2 separate regions of the Homo sapiens genome follow, and region 1 is linked to region 2. The links are chromatin contacts, found by Hi-C or POLR2A ChIA-PET in ENCODE. All regions are on one chromosome and are shown on one strand. Each heading gives the region's core, a stretch centred on a gene start or an enhancer-like site at or near the end of the contact. The rest is flanking DNA. Distances are from core to core; before and after follow the strand shown. Region 1 has its middle 34 kb from the start of PANK3. Region 2 has its middle 52 kb from the start of SLIT3-AS2.

Region 1 (5,353 bases), core at 1,042-3,541, 41 kb before region 2:
TCCGCCTGCCTCAGCTTCCCAAAGTGCTGGGATTACAGGTCCTAAGAGTTTTTTTAATGAGTGAGAAAATATTTATTTTGTATGGTTAATAAACTAGACACCTACAGTGGCTTCTTAGTCATATTGAGATATTACTATCTCAGTGGTGAGAAGAAAAAAAATCACTTAGAAAAAGAAAAAGCTTAGGAGTGTCATCTCTGGTTATTAGGAAGGATTGTTTTTCTATTTTACGTTTTCTAAAAATTCTGTGGTTTTTGTTTCTGATGTCGGTAATCAGGAAGCAAAAAGTTAAAGACAATTGGGATAAAGGATCTTCTGCGTTGTGAGCAATTCGAGATCTACAGCTGTATGGAGAATAAAAACTTATAGAACCGAATGATGCAGACTCTGGGGCCCAAGAACCTTAGAAGCTTTTCTTGTCTGTTAAGATAGGCTAAAGCCATGAACAAGTGTGCCTTAGAAAAGAAATTTTCACTAGGACATTCACAGCATTCCTGATGACTGACATCGCTTCAAGTTCAGTGAATTATTCTAACAGGCATAGCATAAGTACAAAGTGACCCAGTTGTGAATATTCAGGGCTGGGACGCCACGAGAGGAAATTGACGTTGGGGACAATCTGTGGGAGCAACATATTCTCCTATAGATGAAATGCCAGGGAGAATGGTGGGCTGCTTCTCACCAGCTAGTTTTCTGTATGTCCCCAGAATGTCTAATGTTTTCTCACAGTAGAGCTCTTAAAGAAAAGCTCTGTTACCTTTTATTGAAAATTCTGGACTCAAATGCTATAATTAAAAGAAAAAAATTAATATGCCCTATACTGACCTTTGAAATACTTGGATATAGAAGGGAATAGGGCAAGATCTCAGCTGTCATAAAGTTCATATTCTAGGTATACATCATTTTTGTTAAGTCACTAGAGATTGCATTACACGAACTAGATAAATATTCCCTTTATTCAGTCAATAAGTGTGTTATGACACTTTTTTGCAGTGGTGTGATCATAGCTCACCACAGCCTTGAACTTCTGGGCTCAAGTGATCCTCTAGCCTCAGCCTCCTGAGTTGTTAGGATTACAGGTGTGAACGACCGCACTTGGCCCTCTTTTTTCTTTTGTAATTAGCTTTTCTTTCTCGTTAACGAGGTGCTTCGATTTTTGGCATTTGCTCAGTTTTCAAGGTACTTACTGCTTTTTGTTCCCAGTGTTTCCACAGATTTGTCAAATGCCTATCAAGAAGATTTATAAATGTTCGAAGACATCAGATTATCAATTCCATGCTTCCCCCTCTCTCCACACCCCCCAAGAGACCTCTCTTCTGCTTCCCTACATCTTCTTTCTCGAATCTAGCCAGCTGATACCTGCCACATGTGTGGGTTAGCCCTCTATTTTCTCTTCCACTGTGTTACTGCATTCCTTATACATTCTTCATGCTTCCATAAGAAAGATTGCTTGAGAGATCTTGCATAACTAAGTAGGTGGCTGGACTTCCCTCACACTTGATTGATAGCTGGGCTTTGCAGAGAGGTCGTGATTGAAAATAATTTTTCATAAGAATTTTCAAGCCTGTTGAAAAATCGGTTGCAATTATGGCTCCCTTTCCTTTATATGTGAGTTTTTTTTTTTTCGCTCTCTGGGTTCTTTTAGGATTGTTTCTTTATCCAGTAAAGAGATATTTCACAATGATGAACCTTTGGGATGAGTCTTAAATTTGTTTTGCTTGATGCTTGGTAGAATTTTTCAATTTGAATACTCATTCAATTCTGGGAATCTTAATTTACAGCAAAAGCTGTGTTAATTGACTTCTACTTAATTGCCTTGCTAGATTAGGCCACACCTTCCACATTTGTTGTAGTAATTATATAAATTAGTTAAATGTTATATCTATCAATTAATATGAGTATGAAAAGAGAGTTGTTACCATGAAAACAAAGCTGAAAACATTGGAAGAAATTGATGAAGCCAAGTTGCTTACGTAAAAAATGGAGAAAATAGAAATTCTAGAATAATTCAGCACTCAAGATTACTTCGAAGGTGGCTTTAAGTTCTTGCTCTTCTTTAAGTCATCAGAAATTGAAAATCTGAAACAACACCACTATAGAAAACACACTGGCAGATCCAGTTAGCAGACCTATACTAAAAAAAGAAAAAAAAAAAAGCCTTGGCCTTGAATGAAAAGATTGGTGAGTGAATACACATTAATGTGGTTTAAGGTAAAGAGAAAGTACTAAAATACTAAAAGTGCAGAAAGCTGGCAGATACCACCTTAAGCAAGTGATCAAAGTTGACATCATGAATACTGGGTGGAGCTGACATTATGTACTTCCTGATGTGGTGCACTGAGCACCACGCTAAATCATTTCACTGGTACTTCTGCCAAAAAGGCAAACCTTCAACCTAGTCACAAGGACACATGAGATAAACACAAGTTGAGTGACATTCTACAAAATATCTGGCCTGCACAATTAAAAAATATCAATGTCAAGAAGGGCAGTGAGCTGGGCGCAGCAGCTCACACCTGTAATCCCAGCACTTTGGGAGGCTGAGGTGGAAGGATTGTTTGAGGCCAGGAGTTTGAGACAAGCCTAGGCAACATAGTGAGATCCCTGTCTCTACCAAAAATGAAAAAACAATTAGCTGGGCATGGTGGCAAGTGCCTGTAGTTCCAGCTACTCAGGATGCTGAGGTGGGAGGATTTCTTGAGCCCAGGAGTTCGAGGCTGCAGTGAGCTATGATGGTGTCACTGCATTCCAGCCTGGTGGGAGAGGGAAACCTTATCTCAACAACAACATCAACGATGGGCTGATTAAAGGAGACCAAAGAGGCATAACAAATAGATGTAATATGTAATCCTGAACAGTTTTAAAGAACATTTTTAGGACAACTGATAAAATTTGAATATGGGCTGTAGATAACAAATAGTATCATATCAATGATAAATATCCTGATTTTGATAATTATACATGATTATGTATAATCCTTGTTCTTAGGAAATTCACCCTGATGTATTTAGGGGTAAAGGGGAATAATGTCTCCAATATATTTTCAAAGAGTTGAGATAAATGATATAAAAAAATAGAATTTTAAAGCAAAGCAAATGGGGCTAAATAGAAACAATAGGTGAATCTGGGTAAAAGGTATACAGAAGTTTTTTTATATTGCTCATGCAGTTTTGGGGTAAGATTGCAATGATGTAAAACCCAGAGTTGTAAAAATGCTTAAGGTAAATATTTATTATGCTAATCTACTCTGACTAACTACTTATATAATCTAATTTTCTCTTAACTGACCAGCCTTGGACCTTCCAGGGCAGAGTAGACTATGGTGCCACGAGTGAATGTTTGGGATCAAAGGTTGCATGTGGGAGAACAGAGCAATGAGATTGAAGAGAGAGGCAGGGACCAGATGGTGAAGATGTTGTACCCAATTTAAAGGACTTGACCTTTGGTGAGCTGCTGGAATGTTGTTAAGCATGGGAGTGATGTGAACCCATTTATATTTCAGAAAGATCACCCTGGCAGCTGGAGTGCAGAATGAATAGGGGAGGGAAGGGGAAGATGCAGGATCGAGGCTACTGGAGTCATTGAAAAGAGGAATAATTGGGTCTTGCATTAAATCTGTGGCAGTAGGGATGAAATGAAGTGGAGGGATGCATGACCCTTCTGAGATGGAACCATCAAATGGGTAACTGACTGAGGAGTGACCCGGAGGGAGTGGGAGCACTACACGCTGACTCCCAAGTTGTCTTCTTAGGTCACTGGGACATGGTGATACCATTAACCTAGTGATGAAGGATTTTTCTTGGTCACTCTGTGGGCCGGAAACTTCCGGTTGGCGATGCCCCTCATGAACCTTGCTGAAGTATGGGCCCACGGTAGGAGAGGCCCTGACTACTCTGGCGCAGATCTTGTGGCCACAATGACTGCATGCTCAGCCCATGGTGGGAGGAAGTGTGTGAGTGAGTGAGTGTGGGGTCTGGCTGGCTGCTCCAGGAGCAGGCTCCATGCGGGGCTGTGGCTGGACCAGGCAGGTTGCAAGCAACTCCCTTGGTGGACTCCAGTGTCCAGAAGAGGGGAACGTGGTGGTCCCAAACAGGGGTGCCTGTGACCCCGAGGCCCCAGAGGGGGTGTGATGATAGCTCTTTCAATCCCGCCATCCACAGCCTGATGGATGGCGGTGCATTAAGAGCTCTCTGTCAGTCTCATCACCATGCTCTGGCCAGCAGCCCAGAGGCTAGTTCAGCCCCAGCACTACTTCCCATTGCATGGGGTGGCTGATGGGCTATGGTGTTACTGCCTTCTTCATATGGGCATTCAGCAGGGTCCTGAGTTCTTGTCCTGCATCCAAGAAGAATGAGCTTATGCTGACAGCCATGGGTAAGCAAGGTGAAGAGTTTTATGGAGTGACAAAACAGCTCTCAGCAGAGAGGGGACACGAGGATGGTCTACCACCCAAAGTCGGGTGGTCTCTCTGTGTCCCAGTGTGGCTGAGTTTGGGGTTTTTATAGGCACACAATGGGGGAGGTGCAGGATGTAGGTAGCATTAGAAAAGGCAACATTTTATTGGTTCAAAGCCATTATTCAGAAAGAATCAATTGGGAAAGAGCAAGTAAATAGGAATGCAAGTTCTCACTCTGGTCCAGACTTCATCCGGAAGCAGCAGCTTGGTTTTCAGGCTTTAAACTGTCTTTGGTTTGAAGGTGGGGTTTTACTGGGGACCCATCCCTGTCTACCTAGGATTTGTCTGCCTCGGATTTGTCTGCCTCCTGTCACTATCACTAGTAGGGACTTCAGTAGGAGAAACAGAGTAGGGGTGGAGTGGGCAGGTAGGGCAAGGTGATGACTTCTGTTTAGATCATGAGGAACTGAAGGTTTACAGGACATTGGAGGAGTGAACATGAGGTTTTCTGCAGGCCATCCTCTCCTCAGTTCATGGCGCACCAAAAACGTGTATGTTAGAATTGATGAGTGTGGAACTTCTGCCAGATTGCTTTCGGGTTTAGTTCTACTCATTTTCGCTCCCATCAGTAATACAAAAGGATTTGTTGGCATTTCCCCTGTCCTTGCCAACACTGGTATTTTCTGACTTCCAAATTTTTGCTAATCTGATGGAGATATCTAATGTTAGTTTATATTTCATTGTTTGCAGTAAGTGTAGGCTTTTTTTTCTTTTTCTATTTTTCTTTCTTTTTTTTGTGCTTATTAGCCACTCAAGTTTCCTCTTTTGTAAATTGTCTAGGTATATCACTTGATCATTTTTCTGTTGGGTTTCCAGTTCTTTTCTTGGGGATTTCAAAAGTTTTGGAGTATTTCAGATAGTAACTTCTTATCAACTTTAAATACTACTAGTATCTTT
Region 2 (5,583 bases), core at 1,315-3,814:
CTGGCAACCACCAGTGTGCTTTGTGTCTCAATGGATTTGCCTACTGTGGACATATCATATAAATGGATATGTGGCTTTTTGTGTTTGGTTTCCTTCACTTAGCATGTTTTCAAGGTTTGTTCATTGCCTGGAATTATTCAGATATTCATTTTTATATAAACCCCTGTGTCTTTTTGACTTTCCAAGTGCACTTCGTCCCAGCAGGGCTTTCCTATCCGGACCCCAGAGCTTTGGTGAAATGTGTGCACACAGAGCAGGCAGGGGCACATTGACAAACTTCTGCTTGACAGTTTCTGTTTTTGCACCCTGTTAACAATGCTCTTGAGGCTCCACTATGTAGGATTATCTGTTTTTATACCTGAAAGTCTCCTTACCTCAACTGCTATCAAAAGATTTACATCTTTCTAAGGTGCCAATTAAATCCAACAAGGTAGCTGAGTGTGGTGGTGCACGCCTGTAGTCCTAGCTATGCAGGAGGCTGAGGTGGGAGGATCACTTGAGCCTGGGAGGTCGAGGCTGCTGTGAGCTGTGATTGCACCGCTGCATTCCAGCCTGGGAGACAGAGCAAGATCCTGACACACACACACACACACACACACACACACACACACACACACACATTCCAACAAGGTAATGTGTAGGAGGAAGTACCCGAGCTTTTCAGTCAAATGTATATTTGAATTCCACTTCAGAGACTCATACAGGTTTGGAAAATTGGAGAGAGGAGGAGAACTGTGCCTGCTTTGCAGGTGGAACCTGGGAAAGGGGCACATACACGAATCTCTTCCTGTGCCACAAGATGGCACAAAAGAAGTAGGGGTGAAATAGCTGCTCCATCCCGGGTCTGAGTCAGCCTTGAAGGGTTCCCAATACCCTGGGTAACGTGGGAGCAGTAGAATGATTTTTCTGTGCGTCTAAGAGTAGCAAACAAGTGGGTGAACAACCTCAGCTCTACCTCATTTCTTTCTTTTCTTTTTTTTTTTTTGAGATGGAGTTTTGCTCTTGTTGCCCAGGCTGGAGTGCAAGGGCGTGATCTTGGCTCACTGCAACCTCTGCCTCCCAGGTTCAAGTGATTCTCCTGCTTCAGCCTCCTGAGTAGCTAGAATACAGGTGCCCACCACCACGCCCAGCTCATTTTTGTATTTTTGATAGAGACAGGGTTTCACCATGTTGGCCAGGCTGGTCTCCAGCTCCTGACCTCAGGTGATCCACCCACCTCGGCCTCCCAAAGTGCTGGGATTACAGGTGTGAGGCACCGTGCCTGGCCTCCACCTCATTTCTTGTAGTGCCAGTATGGCATAGCAGCCTCCAGGTGTCCCCAGACTTCCAGGGGGAGCAGAGTCATGACATATAGACTCTGCAGACCTGGAAAAGATTTGCTGCAGAGTTAAAGCAAACGTAGTCTAGATGTCCAGGCCATCGTGGCAGCTGGCATGAATACATGAAGACAGCAAGGAGCAAACATCTTCACAGGATGTGAGGCACCTGGAACTCAAGGGGTATCCTGGAGAAGAGAAATGCCAGACACTGAACTGAATGAGATAATTAAGTTTTTGCTATGAAGCAGGATGGGGGCTCAAAGTAGGAATTAAGTTTAATTTAGAAAAGGCAATGTATATTTTTAGTATTTTTGAGTAAGAAGGCTGAGAAGCCTAAATTTAAAAAAAATAAATTTTTTCCCCCACTGTAATTCACGACACTTGAGTTCATTTTCTGCTCCTGAAATAGGGAGGGCACCTCCCTCTGAAAACATTGTCAGAGAAAAGAGTCCAGGATTGAGCAGATGCTTTGAAGAGGCAGAACATTCTTAGCTTTAGGGGGCCCACCAGCTGGCCCAGGGCACAATTCCTCAGCCACAGTGCCTAGGGAAACTGCTCTAGGCATTCGGCCTGAGGCATTGGGTTGGAAAGCAAGGGGTTAATTTAGTATTAGCTGTGTTCTGTTCCAGAACATCTCTGTAGCTCTTGCTCCTGAGCTCCAGGGCTTCCTTCCTCATCCTACTCCACCCCCTCTTTTTTCCTTCCCTCTTTCTGTTTTTTTTGAGGTGAAGTTCGCATACCATAAAATTAACCATTTTAAAGCATATCATTCAGTGTCAGTACCTTCCCAATGTCGTGCAACCATTACTTCTATCTAGCTCCGAAACATTTTTATCACCCTCAAAGGAGACTCTGTACCCATGAGGTAGTCACTCCCAGTTCCGTCTCCCCCAGCCCCTGGCAGCCACCGATATGCATTTACCTAAACGGTATATTTCCTGTAAATGGAGTCACAAGATGTGGCCTTGGTGCCTGGCTTCTCTCTTCATCCCTTTTGCATCCTTCAGTCCTATCTCTTCTCCCTGAAGCTTTGGAGCCCACCCAAGTAGTCCCTAGGTATTTCCAGACTCCATTTTCCAGGAATTAGGCCAGAGAAAGAAAGAAAATAAGGTCAGAGGGCTTGGCGGTGGGAATTAAATCGGCTTAGGGAAAAAGAAACCCAGCAGTTTCTGATCAGGCCCCAGCAGCTGAATTTGGTTAGGAGGCCAATTATCTGAGGCCCACGAGCTTTTAAGTACCATGGCTGGGCCTTCTGTGGCAGGCCACGTGGAAGCCGGGCTCGCCCTGGCTCTTGACTGGAAACAGATGCTGTATGCCCAGGAAGGAAAGCTGAGTTTCGAAAAAATGCAGCTCGACTGAGACTGTGGTGTGGCTGGATTTTCACAAAGCAGTATTTATAATCAGGCAGAAAATCGTGGAGAAACAGCTAAGGATCAAGTTGCCACTTAAATTCCTAACAGCTACACCTGGCCATGAGAACTGGTGAGGTTTCGGAGACACACATCATAAAGTGTGGGCCAGGTTGGGTGCTTCTCTGATTAATATCATGGCAGGGTTTTGGAACTGTAAGTAGGGGAAATTGTAGGGGGAGGAAACTGGAGGTGGGGGCTTCTCTCAAACTGTGTGTTTGGTTACAGAGATGGCTGGCAAGACACTGCTGGCTCTCTGATCTTTCTGGCTTCGATAATTTTTCTGTGGTGCTAACACCTACCCCCTTCAGTTCCCCAGGAGGGAGAAATATGGGTTGAAGTTATAGAACATATTTTGGGCAGGCTCCCTCTGGACTTTGTTCATGCAGGATGGTCTTATTATTTTGATCTATGAAGGTTTGTCCAGTGGTGCGTGGTCTCTGAAAATCACACCATGCACCTGCCTCTCCTCTAATATTGTTTATGCACATTAAATTGTATAAAACTGTATGACCTTGGTTGGGCAAGTCACTTAAATTTTCAAGGCCTCAGCTTCCTCAAATGAGGACATTAGGTTCTGTAGTGGGTTGCATAGTGTCTCTCCCAAAATTCCTGTCCACTTACAACCTTAGAATGTGAGCTTATTTGGAAATAAGGTCTTTGCAAATGTAATTAAGGTAAAGGAATATGAGATGAGATTGTGCTAGATTAGGCCGAATCCTAAATCCAGTGAAAGTATCCTTATGAGATAGAAAAGGACACACAGACACACAGGGAAGAAGGTCCTGTGAAGGCGAGGTAGGCAGAGATGACAGCAATGCATCCACAAGCTAAGAATGCCAAGCATGGCCGGCAGCCGTCGGAAGAGAAGGTAGGAGGGAGGAATGAACGGTTTCCCTCTCTCAGCCTCCAGAAGGAACCAACCCTGCTGGCACCTTGACTTTTGGATCTCTGGCCTCCTGAACTGTGAGATAATAGATTTCTGTTGTTTTATGCCAGTTTGTGGTACTTTGTTATGGTAGCCCTGAGAAAGGAATACAGATTAGATACTGTTTCTAGGATTAATCCATTCCTCTATGGCACTTAGAGTTTTTACAAAATATATTTACTACATAAATTTATCCCTTATAAAAAATTTATTTATTTATTTTTTGAGATGGAGTTTCGCTCTTGTTGCCTAGGCTGGCGTGCAGTGGTGTGATCTTGGCTCACTGCAACCTCCACCTCGTGGGTTCAAGCGATTCTCCTGCCTCAGCCTCCCAAGTAGCTGGGATTACAGGTATGCACCACCACACCCAGGTAATTTTGTATTTTTAGTAGATACAGGGTTTCACCATGTTGGCCAGGCTGGTTTCCAACTCTTGACCTCAGGTGATCCACCTGCCTCAGCCTCCCAGAGTGCTGGGATTACAGGCGTGAGCCACCACGCCCGGCCATAAAAATTTATTTCTTATAAAAAGTTCTTGCCAGCAACTTTTCTGGGGCATAGGTACATTTTATCAGGCCACCTTCCCTCCCTCCTCCTCCTTTTTATTTTTCAGATGCTCAGAGTGACATATCTAGTGACACAGCAAGTCAGTGGCAGCCCCAGGACTCCATTTCATTTGCTTTTTCTCAAGTGTAGGCGGAGGTAGAGGATATCGGTTACATTGCAGTGGCCCCTATCAGCTGAAAAGTCCTAATTGTCCACAAAGATGTATATGGACTATGCTCCTTATGGGCTAAGGCCTGCCTAGCCTATGTGACTCACACCACTGATCTGGGCTGCCCAGACCCACAACCTCCTCTATTCTTCAGATGCGTATCTGGCAGCCTCTCCTCCACCCATGGAAAATGTAGAATAGAGATCATTGTTCTCATAACCAAAGGTGGGGCAGCCTGGCAGAGTGGAAAAGCATGTGCTTTTAGACTCAGCTGACCCACCCAGCTCTGCAGTTTGCTAGCCGTGGAACTCCAGGCAATGACCCTTTTCTCTAAGATTCAGGTTCTTCATCTGTACTATGGGGGTAACAACCCCTGCCTTGCAGAATTTTTGTGAGGAATGGGGATAAACGTGCAAAAACTCTGGCATGTCCCAGTCACTCTGTAAAAGAGAGCTGTTCCCATTATTTTCCTCCATAGTTGCGTTGGCTTTACTCCAATGCTTACACAAGGTCTGGTTTCAGTCTTCCAATTAATTAGCTCGTCAGCTTTCCTTAATCCCATGAGTTCCAGTATCTTGCACAAGATATCCTGTATGTGGGAAAGAGTTCAACAGGCATTCATCAAGGGCTTGTTATGTGCAAATCATGGTGTTGTGGTGGAAAGGACATGGCATTGGGCTTAGTCCAACCTGGTTCAAATCACATCTCTGCCATCTCCTAGCCATGTGATTCAGGTCTTTCTCACTGCTTAAATGAGGACAACTGAACCTGCTGGCAGCTTTGCTTTGGTCTTACACAAAAGGATGTGTATAAATGTGTGATGAAGAGTATGTGCTCAATGAATGTCAGATTTTTCATCTCATTCTGTGAATTCACCTTCTCACCTGTAACTAGGCAATCTTCCACTTCTCTAATCGCTGCTCTTACATCCTATCATCCACCATCAAAAGGACATGGGAGATGAAATCATTTTTAAAACAAGGTCGCTGGAGAGGGGTCACTCTGAGATACACTTCAAAGGTGAATGAATCCCTCTTCAGCTAGTTATATTTTATTCTAGAACTCAAAGTAGAGTTTAGCAGCTATTCTCTTTTTCCTTCTCCCTCCCTCAGTTTAGGAGAACAGATATATTTTAGGCTGGATTTAAAAATTTATTTTAGTTTTTTGAGACAGGGTTTTGCTCTCTGGCCCAGGCTGGAGTGCAGTGGTGTG

What was found. A loop is a pair of places that touch in the nucleus more often than their neighbours do. ChIA-PET counts read pairs that join two places held with the same protein, here RNA polymerase II (POLR2A). Pooled maps may share reads with other maps.
Region 1: a loop to region 2 is called in a map of PC-3, with 2.6 times the contacts of the local background. The contact joins two enhancer-like sites. A Hi-C loop is called at or near these places in 3 of 168 maps with a recorded cell type or tissue (Caco-2, Calu3 and PC-3) and 1 of 50 pooled maps. POLR2A ChIA-PET finds 5 or more read pairs at or near these places in 6 of 52 experiments (GM12878, H1, MCF 10A and 3 more).

Annotation. Positions count from the first base shown.
Region 1 is chr5:168,610,865-168,616,217 of GRCh38, forward strand. No RefSeq gene overlaps it. Among named protein-coding and RNA genes, the nearest start is that of PANK3, 34 kb to the left of the region's middle. Within about 2 kb of position 2,292, at least 5 of the 41 ENCODE cell types and tissues checked have a DNase peak (open chromatin) inside an H3K27ac peak, as active enhancers do.
Region 2 is chr5:168,651,872-168,657,454 of GRCh38, forward strand. No RefSeq gene overlaps it. Among named protein-coding and RNA genes, the nearest start is that of SLIT3-AS2, 52 kb to the right of the region's middle. Within about 2 kb of position 2,565, at least 8 of the 41 ENCODE cell types and tissues checked have a DNase peak (open chromatin) inside an H3K27ac peak, as active enhancers do.